Regions from separate parts of the Homo sapiens genome. Here regions 1 and 2 are each linked to region 3. A link is a contact called in ENCODE Hi-C or POLR2A ChIA-PET data. All regions are on one chromosome and are shown on one strand. Each heading gives the region's core, a stretch centred on a gene start or an enhancer-like site at or near the end of the contact. The rest is flanking DNA. Distances are from core to core; before and after follow the strand shown. Region 1 holds the start of SARS1 (seryl-tRNA synthetase 1). Region 2 holds the start of TAF13 (TATA-box binding protein associated factor 13). Region 3 holds the start of STXBP3 (syntaxin binding protein 3).

Region 1 (4,470 bases), core at 721-3,220, 470 kb before region 3:
CAACTAAAAAAAAAAATTAGCTGGGTGTGGTGGTGCACACCTGTAGTCCCAGCTACTTGGAGGCTGAGGCATGATAATCTCTTGAAACCGGGAGATGGAGGTTGCAGTGAGCCGAGATGGTGCCACTGCACTCCAATCTGGGTGATAATGAGAGACTCCGTCTCAAAAACAAAACAAAACAAAACAAAGAAAAGAAATGACTTCACATTTAGGATTAAGTTTTTTAAAACAATAACATAAACTACATAAACTGCTTTTCATAAAGAATATAAAGTGCCCTGAAGACAGAAAATATTCACGCCTCTAACAAACCTTTATCAAGGCCTTACCAAGGACCAGGTACAGTGCTAGGTACTGGGATTTTATGTATAAATGTGTATATGTATATCCACATATATACTGTATGAATAAAATTGAATCCTTGTCCCTGAAGAACTCACCACCTATCTACTTTTCAGATAAGGGACAAATCCCTCAGATGTGGACATTATACCCAAAAGACTAGCTAACACATTCAAAGTCATTTAGCACTGGCTAAGGGCTGGACTGACACAAAAATCTGATACTCCTGACTTCAGATTCAGTAGAACAGTGCTCAGGCTAGTTTTATCCTAAACAAAAAATGTGGCAAAATTAAATTCCATTGCAACTCGAAACTTCAGGTCAAGTGTGGAATCTCACAATCAAACAAACTACTACAATAGAGGGCCTAAGACATAGAATCAGCACAAAACTCAAGTTAAACAAATATTCTTTTGACATCCAAGATCCTTATAAACAGGAGAAAATCAATTTTCCTAATAGAAATCCATCACACTCTTGGATAGTGGCTGCCTTTGCAGTGTACTGTCATCGACCTAGCTCCCAGATGGTTGCAGACCTATTGCATCAGACAAATCAAATCACAAGTACTTGACAGCATCCGCCCAACCAGCGACCACTCCAGTTAATACAGGCAGAGATTTATGGGCAGATGGTTCTATGGTTTTATTCGGCTTCATGATAGATGCCCGATATGACTCCAAGATCCGGCAGTTCCAGGTTCTAGCCCAACTCTGCCAATGTCTTTAAAGGAAAACGTCCACAAATCACAATTAAACAGCTTCAGTCATTACAATCTTTTGCTCGCCTCCTCACTCCCCTCGCGTTTGATCTACCACGGAAAAGACTTTTCTAATTCTTAAAGGTATGCCCATAGGTCGGGGGATGGCCTTCCGAAAAGCTTCAGGGTCATTTATTTTGGCCAAGAGCGGCCTCCAACGCCCCGAAATGCTTCCGATACCGAAGGAATGAATCTACTGTGTTGCAGAAGTGACGCAGTCTCAGGAGAAGCCTTTGATCCTATCAAAACAAAGGAAAACCACTCTGGCCTTGCTGAAGATGAGAAAAAGACTGGGGGGGACCAAAGATTCGTGTTAGGAAAGCCGCGTAGACCCCACAACCTCCCGCCCCGGCATGTTCTGGCAACCCCTGGGGCAGGAAGGCTTGACAGCTCCCGATGCGCGTGCGTACGCACACTGGCAGCGAACGGCACTGAGCACGCGTGGAAGGGACCTCGCTCCGCCCGGGTGGAGGAGAAAGTGGGATGACCCCGGCGACCAGGCTGTGTTTTCGGGGATGGGGAGAACCTCGGAGCCACCGCACCCTGGGAGGGGGTCTGACGAAGGGTGGAAGCTGTGGCCTCAGGAGCGGTGGCTGGATTTGAGAGAGAAAATTGGGTTTAGCATCAAGGAGGTAACCCGCCCGTCCCGGTACTTACATCGTCGCCACTCGCTGTCTGCCTTCACCAGCTGGTCCACTAGTCCCGGGTCCTTGAAGCGCTTCTCCTGCGTCTCTCGGATGAGGGCTGGGTCCCCTCCTTTATCCACCCGAAACAAATCCAGATCCAGCACCATCTTCTTTCCTCCCGGGCCAACGCTCAGGGAAGCAAGGATCGCGCCGCAGCACTCAGCCTGTGACCGCCGCACTGCGCCGGCGCGCTGACCCGCCCTTCCTGCGCAGGCGCAGCTGGAGCCCGCAGGCGACCCTCCCCGCGACCGGAAGCGGCTGGTTGGAGGCGGGGCCGCGGAGGGAGGGGAGGGGAGAGTGGGTGGGCGTGGGACTATACCTCTGGTTCCTGCTCCCCAGCTCTGCTACAGTCTGCAGGAACTGTGATCGCCACATAAAAGTGTGAATGCCTCAGTTTCCTACTCCTGTCTCAGGCTAGGCAGAGGCCTGTCCCCTCATCCCTAGCTTAGAGGCCGGGGCCTTCACCAGGTGCCCGTTTTCCTCTCACTAGGTTGGGTTCTTCCACTGGGCTCTTTCCCTGAACCTCGGCCGTCTTCTCCATCTTGATACAAGAGGATGGCATATTTAGTCCCAGGGCTACCTCAGCTTAAGATTCCTGCTCTCGTGCCTTAGAAATGGTATACCTTTATTAATCTGATTATTGGATAAACCAAATTGTCACTTTACCAACTCTTAAGAGCACAGCTTTGGGAAAGTGCGGTTGTCTTTTAGAGAGAGACGAGAGAAAACTTTTCCAAAGGGACATTAAGCAGATTTGAACGCCGTATAAGGTGTTGAGGTCATGTCTTGGGTCAATTTGAAAGCGTCTTGAAGAACGGTTTGTATCATACTTTGATTTTATAATGTTCAGACCTTTAAATGAAATATTCTAGTTGCCGAGTGAAGCCAAAGTTATCAAAGAATCTCCCTGATAACAAGAGATTATTTGAAGGATTTGGGAACAGGTGATCTCCTCCCCCACCCCCACCCCCAATCCTTCCACTCTGCAGAAACTTTAAAGCCTCACTTCCAATGCCTTCTCGAAGCTAGATGTGCTAAGACCTTCTTGATCTTATACCGCCGTCATGGACTCCTGAGATGAGGGTGTGACATAGCTAACTATCATATTATTTATTTATAATATGAAATATATTTGGGCTTTGTCCCTGGTTCCTGACACAGCCCCTAAAACCCTTGAATTTCCTGGGTTATACGTAATGGGTCTCTTTGATAACACCTGAGTTTATAATAAGGAGGTGATTTAGGATGGGGGCCCTAGATAACCTTAGGATGGGGCCAGTCACCAGAGAGACCAAGTGATTGGAGGATTGGAACTTTCATCCCCACCCTTCAACCTCCAGGAAAGGGGGAGGGGAGGAGCTGGACATCAAACTCTATAAACGCTCGAACAACAAGAGTTGATGAGCTTCAGGGTTGTTGAACATGTGGAGATGCCAGGAGGGTGTCTTGCCCAGAAAGGTTATGGAAGCTCTGCACCCCTGACACCTTGCCCTATCCATCTCTTCATCTGGCTGTTCATTTGTACCCTTTGTACTATCCTTTATAATAAACTGGTAAATGTTTCCTTGAGGTCTGTGAGCCTTCTCAGCAAATTAATCAGACCAAAGGAGGGGGTAGTGGGAGCCCCAGTTTATAGCTGCTAAGAAGTATAGGTGAAATCTACTACTTGCAATTGGCATCTGAAGAGGAGCAGTCTAGTGGGATCAAGCCCTTACCCCATGGAATCTGACACTACCTCCAGGTAGCTAGTGTCAGAATCAGAATCGAATTGAATTATAGAATGCTTAGCCAATGTCCACTGGAGAATCGCTTGGTGTCTGAGGAACTTACCCCCCAGGGCCCCTCACCACTGCATCTGGTCACAGAAATGTTGTGTGTTGAGTGTGGGTTTTTGTTTTTGTTTTTTGTTTTTTGTTTTTTTTTGCCTCTTACACTATCCCTGCTCCCCAAAAAGCCTCTGCCAAGCCAACCCTGAAGTGTAGGTCAGGTCTAACAACAATGATAGAGCTAAGTAGAGACCCTGAGGGAGGCAGAGGAAAGGGGCTTGTCTGGGTGTGCTCTCCTTGGTTCAACCTGCCTATGGTATTAGATTTAAAACCAGTGGAAAGGAAGGGTGAGGAGCTGCAGTCTTGGAGGAAAACATCTAAGAAGACTCTCCTCAAAGTGTTGGGTTCCCTAAAACCTTCTGAGGGCAAGGTCTGTGATGGGGGCGCTCCCTGCTTCCATGTCATTGAAGGCACCGCCAAAGTGTATTGCCAATTAAGTTTCTAAAACAGTGGCAGGTGTTTCTGAGGCTGAAGTGATCCCAGGCCTAGGGGAGGAGGGCCACTGGGTCAACCCTTTAGGAAGGTCATCAATGTCATTCAACAAGTGATCTTGAAATTCTGATCTCTCCAAATTTATTCATGCATTTTTACAATTGATCTTATCATTAGATTACAAACATCTCCCTTTAAAATGTTCATATGGGCGGGCGCGGTGGCTAATGCCTGTAATCCTAACACTTTGGGAGGCCAAGGTGGGTGGATCACCTGAGGTCAGGAGTTCGAGACCAGCCTGGCCAACATGACAAAATCCCGTCTCTACTAAAAATACAAAAATTAGTTGGGTGTGGTGGCACATGCCTGTAATCCCAGCTACCTGGGAGGCTAAGGTACAAAAATTGCCTGAACCCAGGAGGCG
Region 2 (4,527 bases), core at 296-2,795, 330 kb before region 3:
AATGAATTCCAGACCAAACAAAATACAATTACTATTCAATTTTGGGGTAATAACATTCCTAGAAACTTCAACGTACATTAAAAGTGTGGGAAAATGCTTTGTGTTTATTTTTTTAATTTTTATTTTTTGAGGTGGAGTCCCGCTCTGTCACCAGGCTGGAGTGCAGTGGCACAATCCCGGCTCACTGCAACCTCTGCCTCCCGGGTTCAAGCGATTCTCCTGCCTCAGCCTCCCGAGTAGCTGGGATTACAGGCGTGCGCCACTACGCCCAGCTAATTTTTGTACTTTTAATAGAGACGGGGTTTCATCATGTTGGCCAGGATGGTCTTGATCTCCTGACTTTGTGATCCGCCCACCTCGGCCTCCCAAAGTGCTGGGATTACAGGCGTGAGCCACTGCGCCCGGCCGCTTTGTGTTTATTAACAAAGATAGGTTCAACTCTCAGATAATTAGTTTTCACTCACCGAATGTTCAGCAGGACATTCAGAAATCGTGTGTATTACGGGATTTTCTTTATGTAGCATCATCTGTTACACTGTAGGGACATTTATATTATATCCCTAGCTCTGGCCTTCCGATGCCTGTGGTTTTGCCAGCCATTGTTCTGACCAAAAGCCTTCCCCGGTGGACACGGTGGCTCACACTTGTAATCCCAGCACTTTGGGAGGCAGAGCGGGGCAGATCGCTTGAGGCCATGAGTTCCAGACCAGCCTGGGCAATGTGGGGAAACCCCATCTCTACTAAAAATACAAAAATTAGCTGGGCATTGGTGGTGTGCGCCTGTAATCCCAGCTACTTGGAGGCTGAGGTGGGAGGATGGCTTGAGCCCAGCAGGTCTAGGCTGCAGTGAACCCTGATTGCGCCACTTCACTCCATCCCGGGGGACAGTGAGGTTGTGTCTCAAAAAAACAAAAATAAGGCCGGGCATGGTGGCGCACGCCTGTAATCCCAGCTACTCGGGAGGCTGAGGAAGGAGAATCACTTGAGCCCGGGAGGCAGAGGTTGCAGTGGGCCGGGATCGCGCCACTGCACACTTCAGCCTGGGCGACAGAGTGAGACTTCGTCTCAAAAAAAAAAAAAAAAAAAATCAAAAAACCTTCACAAAATTTTAAATGCTTAGTCTCGGGACACCATCTCTTGGAAATTTGTGATGAAGCACAGTATCCCCAATAATTAACACAGTGCTTAGAAACAGTGGAACTACAAATCTTTAAAATGATTTAAAAGCATATTTGTCTGATAAAGGACTGCTGGCTTGCCCTCCTATGATCCATAGCTTCGCAGTCCCCAAACAAGAAGCTGTGATTCAATACGCAGTAGCAAATTCAGGGTGACAACGAGATACTCGCGACCTAGCCCGTGATTTCCTTTTCTTTGTTAGTTTTCAATTCCTTCGGGATTACAGGGAGGCGCTCCGGCCTCCTCCCTTAGAGACTGTCGCATTTCCGCCGCTAGGCCGGAAAGCACCACCGTCCTCCCGCAGGCCGCAGAGGGCTAGGCCCAGCTACGGCCCCGCGCGTCACCGGAAGTGAGGCGGCGGAAGTAGTGTAACCAGCTGGGAGCCAGCCGGCAGGACGCTGTGAGTTGGCGTGCTAGTGGGATGGCAGATGAGGAAGAAGACCCCACGGTGAGTGACCGTCTCTGTCCAAAACCTGTCTTTTCTTCACTCCTTCGGGCTCAGTAGCGGAGGCAGAGTTCAGGATCGGGTCTGCTTGCCTTAGTGAATTCAGCGGACAGAGTTCGGGGACTTCACGCCCTAAGGATTGATCATTTTAGAAAGTGGGGAAGGACATGAAGGAAGAGTAGGTTTTGTGACCCCTTTCCCCTTGATTTTGGTCTGTATTTGCCAGACACTGAAACACGTACAGAATCATCAGAGATCAAAACTAACATCTATTAGCGCGCACTATGAGCCAACAGTTCAATTGTTAACAAAACTGTACTTACTGTGAAGTAATGGGAAAAGAATGCATTGAAAGTCAGACAGCCTGGATTTCAAAATTTCCATTCTCTCTGAGCAAGTTATTTAACTTTGAACATCAGTTTTCTTTTTATAAAATAGGGTTACGGGCTTACTTAAGGAACGTTTTTAGCACTGTATAAGCAAATGCATAGGAAATATTAGTTTTGCTTACTACAAAGTCTACAAAGGTAGACTTTGATTCAGTATCAACTGTTTAACAGTAACAGTAGTAATAGGCCACCTTAGTTGTTTAAAAATAAAACTTATGGTCATTGGAACTCTTACAAGTAGAAGCAGTAGGATTATTAGTTAGGAACATTGTAGAAGCCATTTTTGCATGAGTTGGAAGTTGGACTAGATACATAGGCTCCTTCAATGCTAAGGTTTCGTGGTTTTTTTTTTTGCTGCTTCCTTTGGCTTTCTGGCCTATCTGTTGAAAAGGAAAAAAAAATGTCATTATTAAAATATCAAATGCAAGGCAATTATTTGACATTTCTATATATACATTTTAACTTCTAGTTTGAGGAAGAAAATGAAGAAATTGGAGGAGGTGCAGAAGGTGGACAGGGTAAAAGAAAGAGACTTTTTTCTAAAGAATGTAAGTAGTATTTGACAATGATTTTGTTATAGATGATGAAAACTTTTGGACATGTCCTTTCAAAGTAGCTTTATTGCTTTGAATGTTTCCCTGTAGGGATAATATTCTCAGACTAGCCTATCAAATTCTGTTTAACTTTTGAATCAGATAGTACCAATCCTAACCCCAATTGTGTGTGTGTGTATAAATTGCTTTTTTTTTTTTTTTGAGACGGAGTCTCGCTCTGTCGCCCAGGCTGGAGTGCAGTGGCGCAATCTCTGCTCACTGCAAGCTCCGCCTCCCGGGTTCATGCCATTCTCCTGCCTCAGCCTCCTGAGTAGCTGGGACTACTGGCGCCGGCCACCACGCCCACCTAATTTTTTTTGTGTGTTTTTATTTTGCTTTATTTTATTTTTTTAATTTTTTTAGTATTTATTGATCATTCTTGGGTGTTTCTCAGAGAGGGGTATTTGGCGGGGTCATAGGACAATAGTGGAGAGAAGGTCAGCAGATAAACATGTGAACAAGGGTCTCTGGTTTTCCTAGGCAGAGGACCCTGCGGCCTTCCTCAGTGTTTTGTGTCCCTGGGTACTTGAGATTAGGGAGTGGTGATGACTCTTAACGAGCATGCTGCCTTCAAGCATCTGTTTAACAAAGCACATCTTGCACCGCCCTTAATCCATTTAACCCTGAGGGGACACAGCACATGTTTCAGAGAGCACGGGGTTGGGGGTAAGGTTATAGATTAATAGCATCCCAAGGCAGAAGAATTTTTCTTAGTACAGAACAAAATGGAGTCTCCTATGTCTACTTCTTTCTACACAGACACAGTAACAATCTGATCTCTCTTTCTTTTCCCCACATTTCCCCGTTTTCTATTCGACAAAACCGCCATCGTCATCATGGCCCGTTCTCAATGAACTGTTGGGTACACCTCCCAGACAGGGTGGCGGCAGGGCAGAGGGGCTCCTTACTTCCCAGATGCGGGCGGCCTGGCGGAGGCGCTCCTCAGTTCCCAGACGGGGTCGTGGCCGGGCAGAGGCGCTCCTCACCTCCCAGACGGGGTGGCGGCCGGGCAGCGGTGCTCCTCACCTCCCAGACGGAGTAGCGGCCGAGCAGAGGCGCTCCTCACATCCCAGACGGGGCGGCCGGGCAGAGGTGCTTCCCCACATCCCAGGGGATGGGCAGCCAGGCAGAGACGCTCCTCAATTCCTAGACGGGGTGGCAGCCGGGCAGAGGCTGCAATCTCAGCACTTTGGGAGGCCAAGGCAGGCAGCTGGGAGGTGGAGGTTGTAGCGAGCCGAGATCACGCCACTGCACTCCAGCCTGGGCAGCATTGAGCACTGAGTGAGCGAGACTCCGTCTGGAATCCCGGCACCTCGGGAGGCCGAGGCGGGCAGATCACTCGAGGTCAGGAGCGGAGACCAGCCCGGCCAACACGGCGAAACCCCGTCTCCACCAAAAAATACAAAAACCAGTCAGGCGTGGCGGCGCACGCCTGTAGTCAGGCAGGGAGGCTGCAACGATCCCAGATCGCTGCAGTACAGTCCAGCCTCGGCAACAGAGGGAGACGGTGGAAAGCGGGAGACGCAGACGAGGGGGAGGGGGAGGGAGAGCTTTTTTTGTATTTTTTGTAGAGACGGGGTTTCACTGTGTTAGCCAGGATGATCTCGATCTCCTGACCTTGTGATCCGCCTGCCTCGGCCTCCCAAAGTGCTGGGATTACAGGCGTGAGCCACTGCACCCGGCCTATAAATTGCTTTTTAAGTGAGCAAATGTAATTAGTGTTTTAATTTAGGGCAGAAGAACATACCTCCATTAGTTTTCCTCTTGCCTTTACAGCAGTAGAGAGGCTTCTTTGACTGTAAGCCACAGGTAATAATGGATCCTGCAACAGGTGTTGAGGGAGAGTAGCAAGTGAGTTGGGGCTTGGGCTTTGGACTAAGGCCCTGAACAAAGTAAGAAGGTGGTGAACAGCTGGGTGCAG
Region 3 (4,167 bases), core at 848-3,347:
AGCCTCAACTTCCCAGGCTCCAGCGATCCTCCCACTTCAGCCTCCCGAGTAGCTGGGACCACAGGTGTGCGTTACCACACCTGGCTAATTTTTGTATTTTTGATAGAGAGAGAGTTTCACCATGTTGCTCAGGCTGGTCTCGAACTCCTGAGCTCAAGCAATCCACCTGCTTTGGCCTCCCAAAGTGCTGTAATTACAGGCGTGAGCCACTGTGCCCGGGCTTACGCTAGCTATTTATTTATTTATTTAGACTCAGGGTCTTGCTCTGTCACCCAGGCTGGAGTGCGGTGGCACAATCAATGTCCACTGCAGCCTCAGCCTCCTGGGCTGAAGGGATCCTCCTGCCTCAGCCTCCCATGTAGGTGGGAACACAGGTGCATGTCACCAAACATGGTTAATTTTAAAATTTTTTTGTAGAGATGGGGTCTCACTTTGTTGCCCACTCCTAGGCTCAGGTGATCATCTTGCCCCGGCCTCCCAAAGTGTTGGGATTACAGGCGTGAACCACTGCACCTGGCCATAATTTTTTCTTTTCTTTTCTGCTATCAAAATTTTTTGCCACCTCAAGGTATTTAAAAAGCAATTTAAAATGTTAATTACGAGATTGTGAAGCAACATGAAAAATGTTGAGTCAATGTCAGTTGTTTAAAAAAAAGGAAGTCACAGAATGACAGATAATAAAAACAATGTCTTTATCTGTATGAGGATCAGAAGGAAAATGTGAAAAAGGGAAAAGCTTATGATTCAATATGTAAAGAACTGGCTTAAATACATACATGCGGATGTTAATCACATATATATCTTGGAAATTATACAACACAATTTGTTACCCATTTTCACATAAATGTATTTAAATACCATTGTTTTAAAACATCTCAAATCTTAAGTCAGCCATGTAAATCTTGAAAAAGCAAATGCCAACCTTAAAATTATCTAATCTTTTAAAAGATAATTTCATATTTTTCACCTATTTATACATTTGCTTAGTGCCTGCTATATGTTAAGCACTATCCCAGTTACTGATTTGGATTTTTAATTTTAGACAAGGAACTCTAACTCCCAGAATTCTGCTGACTAAATCATTTGTTTTTTGTTCAACAAGTTGGACTAAGAAATACTAATTAGATGCTACTCCCTTTCCACTACTAGGCCATAATTATCTTGAACTCAGAGATACCAAACAATGATGGTTATTCCTGTTGGGTGGTTTCATTCTTTCTCTAACCTGCCAGACCTAGGTTTGGAGCGATGTTTATGAAAGTTGTGGATGATACCGCAGAACATCAGTAACCAATAAGGAGTCCGGTCCTAACAGCAGGGAGGGGCCCCCGAGAGTAGGGAAAACGGAAGGAGCGGCTCTTGCCCAGGCTATGCAGGAAGATGTCACGGCTGGACACCGGTCATTCCAATGGTCTCTTCTCAAGAACTTTTCAGAAAGTAGGCTCCTCTCGGAATAGGGGAAGATGAGTCTGTTAAACAGTGAGGTTTTTTGAAAAGCACGGGTTGATACTAACACGAATAAGCAGAATAAACAGTCCTTGCAAACTCCAGTGTGGGGTGGAGATGGGGGCGGAATAAACAGCGCCCGAATTGTCTCGGATGGAGAGACATCCCCAACTGGTGGAGCGCGGACGGGAGCGGAGAAGAGTGGGGAGCGCGGCCGAGGGCACGCACGGGCTCCGCGGGAGGGAAAGCCGGGCCGGGCGGCTCACCCGGGGCGGAGCTTCGCGGCCAGAGCGCGGCCGAGGCGAGGGGGTGCCCGACGCCAACGAGAAGGCCGCGTCCCGTCGCACCCCGCCCATCCCTGGTGCTGGCAAGGAATAAGGCAGGGCAGGAAAGCAGGAAGAAGTCCTCACACAGGTCCCAAAGCAACAAGTGCTCGCGGCGGCTCCTCAACAGACCGCTGGGTTGGGGCTGCAAAACGAGGCCCGGCACGGCAGCCTCCCGGCCTTCCCTCTCTCAACCCCTACCCCACCGCACTCACTCTGCCACACGACGCTCTTTAGCCCCCTCTCTGCCACCGGCGGCGCCATCTTCCCGACACTGCGGAGCAGCAGCCACCACCTTCCACTCCCAACCTACTTTGGCCGCAGAAGCGGCGTTGGGGTGGCCCCGCCCCTTGCTGCAGGGGAATGCCCCACCCCCTCTAGCAGACCGCGCCCTCCGGTGACGTCACGCGCGTCAGCAAGGGAATTTCCGCCCACTCCCGGACGGAGGCTGCGCAGTACAGGTGGAACCTCCGTGGGAAGTCGGGAGCCCCCTAGCGGGAGGCTGCTGTCGCCCGAGGTTCGACGTCCTGTGGCCTAGGAACGCGAAGTGCCAAACCGATCGTGAGCCAAGGCCGTCTATGAAATTCCGAGTTCACACATACACGAAGACTGGAGGATCCTCCCCATTACAGAAGAACCCTTCACTTCGCAAGGCGATTCATAATAGACTTCACTCAGTAGCCAGCCCAACTACCCAATGGAAAATGTACTGTCCCCAAATGATTATTTCATTCATTTTTTCAAGGACACAGTAATTGCGTAGAACTGTGAGGTTCCCTCCAGTGTGCCAAGAACTGTGCTGGACTTTTAGGAAACTCAAAGAAATGAGAGATCAACTCTTTCCCCTGAATAATTTACAATCTAATTAAAGAGCACAATTCCTGGAATGCTGCAGGTAGTTAAAACTTAGTTTAAAAATTGAATGCCTTAATGATAAGATATACATAAATGAACCAACAAAAGAATAATCATTTATTAACAAATTTATGCAACAAATGTAGGGAGGGCCTGTTAATGCTTCAGAATCTACAATTATTGTTGAAAGTTGATTCACAGAGGAGGAGATCTGAGCTCAGAAAGTTTAGGTAGAGATCTGTTTACTGAGATGGTTCCTTTGGGACTTTAAATCAAAGTAATCAAACGTAAGTGAGATCAGTTTAGTTGCTAAGAGCCCTAACTGTGAGATAACCATGTGACATTGGCAGAAAGTAGGCTTTCCTAGAAGGATTTGCAAAGAACCAGTGGCTGTAAAGATTCAAATTGGTCACACAGGGAAGTAGAAGTGGTTAGATACTACTACTAATAATAATGTCTAATATTTACTGAGTGCTTACTTACCATATGCCAGGCACCATGCTAAGTAGATTACCTCACTGATCCTCAAAGCAACACTTACAACAAGGAAACTGAGGCTTAATGAAGTCAAGTAACTTGCCAAGGATGCACTTAGTGGTGGAGTGGGAACAAAGATCAGGCTTGGGCTACATGGAAAGCAATAGAGTAGTCTGTGGGGTAACCTGCAATTTTTAGGAGAGGAAAGGCAAATGAAGAATTAAGAACAGGCTGGGCATGGTGGCTCACACCTGTAATCCCAGCACTTTGGGAGGCCTAGGCAGGAGGACTGATAGAGGCCAGGAGTTTAAGACCAGCCTGGGCAACATAGCAAGACTGCTGTCTCCACCAAAAAAAAAAAAAAAATTAATAAAAAAGTTAGCTGGGCATGATGGCGCATGCTACCTGCAAGCTGAGGAGTCGTAGCTACTTGCGAGGCTGACGTAGGACGACTGCTTGAGCCTGGGAGTTCCAGGCTGCAGTGAGCTATGATCATGCAACTGTACTCCAGTTTGGGGAACAGAATGAGACCCTGTATCTAACAATAAAAAAGGCCATAAAATGGGTTCTGGCACAACCTATGGCTGAGTGGTTTTTCTGTTCAAGGCTTATATGAGAATAGAAGCTGGAGCCCTGACCTCCTTTAAACCTACTCTAAATTGATTCAGTTGCTCAATGTTTTAAACAAGTGCACATATGATTTCCCTCTCCCTTTTCATTTTAAGTTAGGTTCTGCTTAGTTTAGCAGGGTGAAGCCCCAATCCATAAGAAAAATATGTGCCAGGGAAAATTCACCCTTCTGAGGTGAAGCCCCTTGCTCTGAAGAGCCAAACCAAGAGGGAAGAGTGAGATGGGTGAGGTGCCTCCATCTCTTACCCTTCAGGAGAATGACCAGGTGCCAGGGAATAATACAGGTCCCTCTGGGTTGGAAGTTTGACTCTGGTCACATGGGGTGCAGTTCTGGCTCATGCTCCTGAAGGCCAGAGTCCTTGGTGGCACTGCGGAATAGTGGAGCAAGCATGGTCTTTAACTGCACGTAGGCATAGGTTTACATCCTACAAAATCT

The links. Hi-C counts contacts between places; a loop is a spot of excess contacts on that map. ChIA-PET counts read pairs that join two places held with the same protein, here RNA polymerase II (POLR2A). Pooled maps may share reads with other maps.
Region 1: a map of B cell shows a loop between it and region 3 (24-fold over the local background). The contact joins the promoter of SARS1 here to the promoter of STXBP3 in region 3. A Hi-C loop is called at or near these places in 3 of 168 maps with a recorded cell type or tissue (B cell, CD8-positive, alpha-beta T cell and naive thymus-derived CD4-positive, alpha-beta T cell), 3 of 37 single-sample maps with no recorded cell type and 10 of 50 pooled maps. POLR2A ChIA-PET finds 5 or more read pairs at or near these places in 1 of 52 experiments (activated T-cell).
Region 2: a map of PC-3 shows a loop between it and region 3 (8-fold over the local background). The contact joins the promoter of TAF13 here to the promoter of STXBP3 in region 3. A Hi-C loop is called at or near these places in 2 of 168 maps with a recorded cell type or tissue (PC-3 and naive thymus-derived CD4-positive, alpha-beta T cell), 2 of 37 single-sample maps with no recorded cell type and 7 of 50 pooled maps. POLR2A ChIA-PET finds 5 or more read pairs at or near these places in 3 of 52 experiments (H1, Panc1 and naive thymus-derived CD4-positive, alpha-beta T cell).

Annotation. Positions count from the first base shown.
Region 1 is chr1:109,211,418-109,215,887 of GRCh38, reverse strand. SARS1 (seryl-tRNA synthetase 1) reads right to left here and starts at 1,970. Exons shown (of 11, transcript NM_006513.4): 1 at 1,760-1,970. The coding sequence starts at 1,895. RefSeq lists an enhancer at 1,547-1,906 and a silencer at 1,957-2,176.
Region 2 is chr1:109,073,021-109,077,547 of GRCh38, reverse strand. It overlaps TAF13 (TATA-box binding protein associated factor 13), which reads left to right and starts at 1,545. Exons shown (of 4, transcript NM_005645.4): 1 at 1,545-1,627; 2 at 2,483-2,561. The coding sequence starts at 1,601. RefSeq lists enhancers at 1,288-1,537, 1,638-1,697, 2,302-3,288.
Region 3 is chr1:108,744,604-108,748,770 of GRCh38, reverse strand. STXBP3 (syntaxin binding protein 3) reads right to left here and starts at 2,097. Exons shown (of 19, transcript NM_007269.4): 1 at 1,985-2,097. The coding sequence starts at 2,033. RefSeq lists a silencer at 1,596-1,715 and enhancers at 1,916-2,325, 1,848-2,418.